Regions from separate parts of the Mus musculus genome. Here region 1 is linked to region 2. The links are chromatin contacts, found by POLR2A ChIA-PET in ENCODE. All regions are on one chromosome and are shown on one strand. The core of a region is the stretch at or near the end of the contact, and the rest is flanking DNA. Distances in the headings are between cores, read along the strand shown.

Region 1 (4,895 bases), core at 525-3,024, 55 kb after region 2:
TCTGAGTTCGAGGCTAGCCTGGTCTACAAAGTGAGTTCCAGGACAGCCAGGGCTATACAGAAAAACCCTGTCTCAAAAAAACAAAAAACAACAAACCAAACCAAAACACAACACCCAAAAACAAAACCAAGCCCGGTGTGGTAGCACAGAGGCAGATGGCTCTTTGAGTTCAAGGCCTGCCTGGTTTACGTAGCAAGTTCCAGGCCAGCCAAGGCTACAATGTGAGACGCTGTCTCAGAAAAACAAAACAACAAAAAGTCACAAAAACACAGACAAAATCATGCTGTGTCTAAATCAGGTTTGAATCTTTTGTTATACTCCAATTCAGTGATTGCAGAAATGGTGAACACTAGGCTAGGTTCTGAGAGAGCTGTCACCAAGGTCAGTGCGCACACAGGGATTTCAGGAAAGAACTGTACAATGACAAACTGAGACAAGTTTAAGTTGAGACAGAACCCGTCACTCAGAATCTTAGTATTTGTGAAGCATCAGGCCCAGAGACTGAAGGGTGCAGTATTATAACTACTGTCAGGTAAACTCCAGCCTGAGGTGGGCATGGTTTTTTTGTTTTGTTTTTTCTCCAGTCTGTGTTCTAATAACTAAGAGGAATCTTCTCCCATCAGTGCCTCCCCCGAGTTTTATATCAGTTACTTAAGTAACCTATTTAATACAGTAACTCCCGGAAGAAGACAGTATTATGGCCATTTCACAGATGAGCAAATACCGGTGAAAAATCTTACCCAAGGTCACACAGCTAATAAAGGTCGAAACTGAGGACAGTGTGGCTGCCTCTCAAGCAGTGCTGAGGCGTGCTGTGGAGCTGTTGTTACTCATTGGAAAACGCCTTTCCCCTCAGATCAGCTCAAGTTAAATACATGTCTACTCAACAACAAAAGATGTCCCTGACATATGTAGGACATTTGAACTCTCGCTAACCCCCTTTTAAAATCCACTACAGTGGCAGCATTGAGGGAGACAACCAAGATTGCAGATTCACACTCGCCACTCAGGTGAACAGACTAGATTCTCCCACCTACGGGAAAAGGCGTGTTTTGCAGCAGAAGGGGGTTAGACTTCAAAATTCTGGGGCAAGCTGATCTAGTGAGCAAAGCTGGGGAGCTCTGAGGGGCCATTTCGTCTGGAGGCTTCAAAGGGCAGCAGGCAGCTACTGGGTGACCTTCGTCAAGTCGTTTCCCTCTCGTGATGCAGTTTGTTCTCCAGACTAAGTAACAGATAACTGCTAAAGCCCTTCGCCACTTTAGTTACAAAATCGAATGGGCATCTAGAACCTTCTCTGGAACTGTAAAGCTGGGTTCAAGAAGCACCCGGGGCTAGCTCAGGACCGCGGACGCCCCTCCCAGGGGCTCCATAAGAAATAAGGAACAAAGGCCACCAAAGCAACTGGGGCGCTCGGAAGCCCTGTCCCGGTGTGGGGCACTCTGGCTCGGGTGACCCCCTTCCCCCGAAGCCCAGGGCTCGTTTCTGTCCCACTACGTGACCTCAGCTCGGCCGAGAGACCTTGGGCAGGTGCCTCCGGCGCCCCGAATGCACCCCTGCCTCTCACCGGTGTTCGGCACCTCCCGATACCAAGCGCGGTAGAGCTCGCGCACCCTCCGCTTGGCCTCGTTCAGGTCGCGACTGAAAATGGGCTTCACCGAGGTACTGGCTGCCGCAGCAGCAGCTTGGCGCAGGCCGGTGGCCGCGGCCGCCATCTTGCCGAGGAAGCCCCGCCCCTTCAGCGTGCGCACGCGCGGTGCCACGGGACTCGCTGCCGTGCCTCCTGCAGTGCAGAGGGAAGGACTGACTGGACTAGGGCTCTCTGATTGGCTGGAAGCCTCGGGCTCTGCAATGCGCATGCTCTACCGCGGAAACACCGATCCGGGGTTGGCTCGTTCAACGGCGGCGCTGAGGAACCACCAGGAGGCGCAGCGTCGAGGCTTCAGGCAGCGGTGAGGCGCTCTGTCTGCTCTTACCAAAAGTTTGTTCCTTCAGCCAGGCGCCGTGGTTGGCAGGCTCGGAGGAGAAGACCTCGGGCATAGATAACGGTGCCAGGCGGCAATGGCAGTCTTTCCGCAGCAACAGTGCGTACTGCTGAGCATATTGTGTATGTGCTTCCGGAAAACCGTTTTCTTGTAGACATGGTGTCGATCGCAAAAGCGCCTCTGGCTTGAGCTTTTTGGCGTTTCTCAGCCCCGTTTGTTTACTTACTTCATGCCATTGTTTTGAGTTGTCGTCTCACTGCGCCTGGCCTGGAACTCACTTACGTAGACCAGCCAGGCTGGCCTCAGAGCTTGCAGTGATTTCTCTGCCTCTGCAGGTTTGTGCCCACAGCACTTGCGGTTGCCTTTTTGTAAATAAATGTGTGTGGGTGTTTTGGATGTTTGTATAGGTGTGCGCCACGTGTGCTTTTTGGAGTCCATGGAGGCCAAAAGAAGGCTATGGATTCCTCTGGGACCGACGGTTATGATTTGCTTTGTGGAGCTGGGAATTGAGCCCAGGTCCTTTGGCAGAGCAGTTAGAGTGCTTAAGCACTCACTGAGGCATCTCTCCAGCCCCGCAGTTACATTTGACCTTGCACTCCACATTTCCCCTGCTTCAGTCTCCTTAGTGCTACTTCACCTAGCCTAATCATTTCCATTTTAGACTAGGGATTTTACATCCCAAACCATGGAAGCTATATCTACCTCTGTATCTAATCTATATCTATACTCTATGGTATATATCTATATATATTCGCTGCTATATAAATAAAAGCTGAAGAATTGCTGCCTAACGACATTCTAATATAGTAAGTGCACCATGCTTTTATGGATATTTTTGTGGTGATTTGAACAAACAGTACTTCCAGTCAAAGTACAATGCACACAGATATGCTCAGCACACAGCATTTAAACTCTCATGGAGGAGAGCATGGCAGCAGGCAGGCATGAGTGGCCTTGAAGCAGCAGCTGAGGTCTTACAATAGAGAAAGACTGGGCCGGCCTCTAGTCACTTCTAGTGACACATCTTCAACAAGGGCCACATACTCCAACAAGGCCACACCTCCTAGTCCTTCCCAAAACAGTTCCACTAACTAGGGACCTAGCATTCAAACACATGAACTTATGGGGCCCAAACCACCACATTATTGATTTTTGTTTTTTTCTTTTATTCTCTCCCCTCCTTTTTGAAACCTGGCTAACCTGGGACTTTCTTTATAGACCCATGTTGGATGATTCACAACTACCATAACTAGCTCTAAGGGGCCCAGTAACCTTTTTTCTAGCCTCTATTAAGCACCTGCATAATGTGGTCCCTATACACATACACACATGAACACACACACACACACACACACACACACACGCACATACAGATAAATTATTTAAAAAATTTAGTTTTTCAGACTTGTTTTAAGGTCTAAAATGTAGTCTTTTCTGTCGTGACTAGTATTTCATGTGCATATAAACCAAGACATTCTCTAGTTTTGGCCATCTACAGGTACATAGTCGTGATTCAGCGACCTTTATGAGGTTTGGAGGAGGTAGGAATTGCTGTCATGCGCTATGCCCACTCACTTGATATCACTGAGTACCCTCAGAGGCAGGCTCTGTGTCCTTTCTGTGTCCCAGCATGCTGCTGTACCCCACATGGAAGCTCAACAAACACTGGCTGGGTGAGTGGATGGCACTTGGACGCTGCTAGGCTCCCTTCTTACTTATGATTCAGAGGATAGGCTGCTCGGTGTTAAGCCCTCCCATGTCACTGTGACTTCCATGTCTTCAGGACTTCACATGGCGCTCCCTCATCACCTCGTTACTGCCCCCTTATCCTTGAATGGCGTTGAACTGAACCAAAGGAGTACCAGTGAGGGTGTTACCCCTCGCCGGGCACACTTAGAACCACCTTGAGGCAATTGGCATGACACCCTTCTCAGATATGGAGGGGTTGTCTATCTGAAAGCTCTCTACATCACGATGCCACACCCTCCCTGCAAAAGGAGGGCCTGCGCACCCAACTCCCAGGCAAGGCTGGTATTGACACTCTTCCCAGGCTGTCTGTAGGCTACGTGGACACTGACACAAAGAAGTCTCTGGATCCCTGACTGTCATCCAGATGGGCGTGCTTGGTAAGTAGGTTTAGAGGTGTTCTTGTTAACCCATACCCAACCCAGTGAGAAGGATCCTTAAGGCCCAGTCCTGCCCTCTGTGTATCCCTTCCTTCTTGGCTCTCCCCTTCTGTGTATCCTTCTTGGTTATCCCCTTCCTCCTCTCCAGAACTGATCTTACTTCCTTTCCCCTCTCCTAGCTTCCTTGCAGGATGAGCTTGATACCGTACTCATTGACACGGAGTCCTGAGTGACTCACAGAACTTAGAGTTGAATACACTGCTAGCAGCACTCTCAGTAAGATGTGGTGGCTCTGCTTTAAAATGCTCACCAGGACTTGAAGCAGCAGATAGGAACAGCAGAATCATGCAATCAGTCATGTTGTTATTGATCTGTCTCAGCCATAAGACCAATTTTCTAGACACTGTTAATGGCTTCTCTAATAGGAGAAGCCCTCATTGGGAAACCAAGGGAGGTGTGCTGCCCCACCTCAGTCAGAGAAGGAAGCATTTCACAACCACTATGTCACTATGAATGTGAATTTTAGGCGGGTAAGGGAACAGAGAAGGACCTAGAGTTTGGGAGTTTGTATATATATTGAGTTTAGGCTAGCCTAGGCTACATATTGAGAGTCTCTCTCTCTCTGTCTGTCTCTGTCTATGTCTCTGTCTCTGTCTCTCTCTCTGTATATATGTCAATCAGACAGACAGACAGATCGTAAGATAGATGACAGGAGGGGCCAGAATGACCTCATACAACACTCACTTTTAGGCCAATCAGGGAAGAAGAACATGAGGGGTGGGAAGAA
Region 2 (5,300 bases), core at 1,299-3,798:
ATTTATATTATTTTATATAAAATATGAATATTTTATATTCAATTTATATTTAACAATATAATATATTTAAAAAATGTATGTGTTGTTTTCTTTTGGTGGGAGGAAGGTTGCAAGGGCAGAGGGTGGTTATGAAGGGAGGAGATGTGTGACATTGGGGTGCATGAAATTCACAAAGACTCAATAAAAAGTTAAAAGCAGACCAGGTAAGGTCCCATGCTTTCCTGGTGCTTGCTGGTCAACCAGTCTGCTTCCAGGTTCAATGAAATATTCTTTCTTGAGGAAAGGGGAGAGCGATAGGATACGTGACACCCTCTTCTGGCTTCTTCACGTGCACACAGGCCTGCACAGCCAAACACACAAAGTGTACATATATACTACTCATCTATCTACACAAAGTGGTATTTTTCTTGAATTTAGGACGACCCTTCCCCTCATTTGTAGTTTAGTAAATGACACAACTCTCATCTGCTTGTTGGTCCCTAAATTTTAATGTGAACTTTAAGCAATTATTTGGGACCTTGACTTTTTTTTTTTTTTTAAACAAAATCTCAAACATTCAATTTTGTCCATAAGGACTCAGGAGCCAGATGTCTCAGACAGAGGAAGGGGGAAAGCCTACTAGCTCAGAGAGGCAGAGGAAGCAGCACCTTATCTTCCTCCTCAGCTAGCATCCCCAAAGAAAAGCTCTCTTTCTCCACTGTCTCCCCAACACCTCCAACGGAATGCCCTCCCTTCTACTTCCTGTGCATCTCTCTATCCATCCCCCCCAACTCTCTCTTACTCACTTTTCCCTTTGTTCCCTCCCCGCAACTCGTTGGTTGCACCACCTCTTGACCTATGGTTTATAATAAATAGAAAGCTCTTGGATCAAAGGCGTGAGCTAGGGCTGAGCCACACCACAACTAGAAGTAGGTTTTCCAGTAAATAACACAAATCTTGGGGTTCACAGTGTGATCAAATACCCTGCAACACTTGACTTTCTGTGAGGTGAACCTAAGGTATAAATGAATGGAGAGAAATAGCTTGGAGGAGCCACAATGGAAGATGAATCAAGAGGCTCTTGAAACCGAGCAGGTAAAATGAAGATATCAACCAATGGTAACACAACACACACAGAGGAAGGGAAGTGACACGTGAGAGACACAGCTGTTTGGTGGACATCAACCATCACAGCCACAATAAGCCTATACACTAACATTCAAGTGTGGAAGGTCAAGTCCAAAGAACACAATCATCTTGCTCAAGGTTTTATTGACCATGACAGGAGTGGCTAGATCAAGATGTTTGCCGCTGTATACTATTTCTATTAAATTTTCTTTTCTTTTCTTTTTTTCTTTTTTCTTTTTTTTAAAGATTTATTTATTATAGGCCGGGTGTGGTGGCGCATACCTTTAATCCCAGCACTCGGGAGGCAGAGGCAGGCGGATTTCTGAGTTCGAGGCCAGCCTGGTCTACAAAGTGAGTTCCAGGACAGCCAGGGCTATACAGAGAAACCCTGTCTCGAAAAAACCAAAAAAAAAAAAAAAATTATTATATGTAAGTACATTGTAGCTGTCTGTCTTCAGACACACCAGAAGAGGGCATCAGATCTCATTACAGATGGTTGTGAACCACCATGTGCTTACTGGGATTTGAACTCAGGACTTCTGGAAGAGCAGACAGTGCTCTTAGCCACTGAGCCATCTCTCCCATCCGTAAGTTTGAGTCTTAATTCTAGTAAGTCTTGTATGTAAAAAATTATCTGTGCTAGGTGTGGTGGCCCATGCCTTTAAACCCAGCACTTGGGAGGCAGAGGCAGGAGGATCTCTGTGAATTTGAGACCAGCCTGGTCTACATAGTGAGTTCCAGAACAGTTAGGGATACATAGAGAGACCCTATTTACAAAAACAAAAACAACAAAACAAAACAAAAATCTGAAATCAGCACATGTCTTACAATGATAATATATCTATTATTTGACAATTTTCATTTCTTCACTGACACAATAACACTCTAGAATATCTTGAGTAATAGATTGAGTGGGACACCTACAAATGCATCCAAGAATTGGACCCACTGAAGGTTGAAATTCACTGTCCACTTCCTGACCTAGCTCATCTTTTTGGATGTTCTCTCCCAAGACCATTGGTTCTGTCCTAAGCCCTCTTTGATGGAAGGAAGCTCTGGTCTTATAAGAGTGGAGAAAATGTAGACCCTCACCCTGAGTTGGTTTGGGGGTTAATCTGGACTAAGATTTTGGGTTAATGGCTACTTTTTAAACCACTAGCTCCTAGCAGGACCAAGGCTGGTTGTAGGCCTAACATGACAGAGGCTAGTCACCCATCCTTCAGACCCTCCCCGTTCTAGGGGTAAAGCCAGCTCCACGAACACGCCCCTTTTCCTCACCCAGGCTCTCCTCCTCTGACTTGTGACAGCTCCTCTTGTGACAGCTGCCCACTCAACTCCAGGGTTTCTGCGCCATAATCTCCGCCCTCTCCTCAGGGACCCGCCCACTGCCTTGCAGGCCCCGCCCCTTTCCATTTGAAGAGCTGGCGGCGGCGGAGGCGGCGGCGGGAGGAGACCTAGAGCAAGATGGCAGTGAACCAGAACCATACAGTGGACCGCCGTTGGGCCGCCATCCCTCATGGTGAAAGGTGCCTGAGGGGACTTTCAGGCTGCTGTCAAGGAGGGAGGAGATGCTCAGGGTAGATATGTGCGCTAGAAAGCCCTCTGCGAATCGAGGGCTTTCCCGCCCTTTCCTCGGAGCTCCGCCCCTGACGTTTGAACGCATGCGCCAGCGGCCAAGTCCAAGAGCCTGTGGCTAGGCGCGTGCGCGGGTGCGAGGGGCGCGGGCATCCTCAGAGGAAAGGCTTGAGCGAGGATTGTGTGAAGAGTGTGCCAGCCCTTGCATTGCTGGACAGCTTCCAGTGGCTGTGTGCGACTTTACGACTTTAAGAGGGTGACAGTCACCCTGAGGGCCCTGGGTGCGCCTCAGGCCACCAGGAACAAAGGGGTAGGCGAGTTGGAAGAAGGGCTAGGATGTGGAGTGTAGGTAACTAATCCAGAATTGTCACAAGCCTTCCTCCACCCACCCACCCCCGGAAGTGCCTTTTCTTGGTTGCTTCAACCTAGGATATTGTCACCTTTACTGAAAAGACTGGGAACAAAATTAGGGGGGACCGAGGAAGACATGGCATTTCCAGTCGCTCATGGTGCTGGGGCTTCTCTGTCAGGAGAAGCCCACCTCTAGGCAAACTTAGTGACTTTGACACATGTCCTTTAATCTACCCCTCACCCACTTTCCTTACCCTCTGTCTCCGCCTCTTCTGGATTCTGCCCTCGCTCTGCTGATTTCCTTTTATTTCTCACTTAGCTGTGAGACTCATTCAATGATGTGCTTAAATAGAACTCTTGAGGTCAGTTCGAGACCAGCCTGATCTACAAAGCGAGTTCCAGGACAGCCAGAGCTATATTGTAGAAAGACTCTGTCTCAAAGAAGAAAAGTCCCGGTTTTTTGTTCTTGTCGTTGTTCCTTTAAATTTTTAGAATCTGTGCTCTTGAATACGTACCGATCATTTTCACTGAATAGCTAAGCATAGCAAGGATTCTTTGTCTTGATAACTGCACTGTCTGCAGTGAGCCGTTTCCCTCATTTCACAGGTAGGCATATGAGAAATAATTTGCTCAAAATCATTTTCAGTGCCCATGGGAACGCCTGGACTTGGATTTGAAGTTATATGCTATGCATCAACTTCTCTTGCTGTTTTTTGTTTTGTTTTGTTTTGTTTTGGTTTTTGGTTTTTTGAGACAGGGTTTCTCTGTCTCTTCATCAAGGAACAATCAGTTCTCTACCTTTCTCAGATACAAACGACAGTAAGGAAAGAGTTTGAGAGGAGGAAAATTGATTCTATTTTTAGTTTTCTTTATAGTTATGAGACACATTTGGGAGTTCAGTTACAATTGTGGTAAGTTTGAATGTGATGAAACGAAGTCTTGCTGTTTATTTATTTGGCTAGGGCTGGCCCTGAACTTGTGATTCTGCCTTAGCCTCGCAGTGAATGTAGTACTTAGACAACGACAGCAAAATATCCCAGAACACCTTAGATTTGGGGTTGAACAAGTATTTAGTCACACTGAAACACCAACTGTTGGGAGTAATAATAACATAGATATTGACAAATGAGAAGCATCCCCAGTGTATTGATAAAAGAGGAAGTAAGTTACAAAGAGGTTGGTGGTGGTGGGGAAGCCTATATTTCAGTGATGAGCAATAATTTAGTGATTTTCGAGTTGGAGGTGAAGTGTCTTGTTTCTATCTTGCCTTAGCATGGACATGTTGAACATTTTCTTTCTTTCTTTCTTTCTTTCTTTCTTTCTTTCTTTCTTTCTTTCTTTCTTTCTTTCTTTCTTTCTTTCTTTCTTTCTTTCTGGTTTTTCGAGACAGGGTTTCTCTGTATAGCCCTGGCTGTCCTGGAACTCACTCTGTAGACCAAGCTGGCCTCAAACTCAGAAATCCGCCTGCCTCTGCCTCCCGAGTGCTGGGATTAAAGGCGTGCGCCACCACGCCCAGCTATGTTGAACATTTCTAATCTAAAAGCCCAAAATGCTCCATTGAAGCCAGGTGTGATGATTTGAGTCTACTGGGAATACAGATGCACCCTCCATACCTGGCTTGTAGAGAACTTGTCATCATGGCTGAGAGGTCATAAACGTATGGGCCTGGCTGTGTTGTAAAACTGGATGATGTCACAAACCAGGAGAAAAATTGATTCTCTGAATTCCAACCTTCAGTACTTTTTGCATTTTGGTATGCTTTCTCTGCGCTTTTTTTTAATGGAAACCTATGCTTGTTTCCCCCTTACCAACAGCTTTGTGTCTAATTTACATCTGCTAATATATTGGGATAGTTTCCAGTACCCATATCTATATTATTGCTGTCAATGACTGATACTCCATTGTGCATACACCTTTGCTTAATTCTCAGCGTGAACTATTCTGAGGCTCTCCCCTCATCTATAAGCATTGCTGTTTAGAATTAAAAAAAAAAAAAACTATGGGTCTGTGTGTGCTCATGCCACAGCACATATAAAAAGTCATAGGACCACCTGTGGGAGTCCTCTTACCTTCATATTATGTGCGTCCCAGGAATCAAACTCAGATCACCAGGCTCAGTGGCAAGTGTCTTTACAAAAGTAGCTATCTTGTCAGACCCTGTTTGAAAACTTTTGAAAATGTATCTTTACCCATCTATCAAAGTGTGTCTTTGAGGCTGGTATCACCTGGTTCTCTGCCTTACCTGTGATGCCAAGGATGCTGTGAGG

Evidence for each region. ChIA-PET counts read pairs that join two places held with the same protein, here RNA polymerase II (POLR2A).
Region 1: POLR2A ChIA-PET joins it to region 2 with 10 read pairs in embryonic stem cell. The contact joins the promoter of Ndufa6 here to the promoter of Wbp2nl in region 2. POLR2A ChIA-PET finds 5 or more read pairs at or near these places in 3 of 5 experiments (Patski and embryonic stem cell).

Annotation. Positions count from the first base shown.
Region 1 is chr15:82,352,517-82,357,411 of GRCm38, forward strand. Ndufa6 (NADH:ubiquinone oxidoreductase subunit A6) reads right to left here and starts at 1,775. Exons shown (of 3, transcript NM_025987.3): 1 at 1,565-1,775. The coding sequence starts at 1,712.
Region 2 is chr15:82,296,436-82,301,735 of GRCm38, forward strand. Wbp2nl (WBP2 N-terminal like) reads left to right here and starts at 2,549. Exons shown (of 6, transcript NM_029066.1): 1 at 2,549-2,633. The coding sequence starts at 2,572.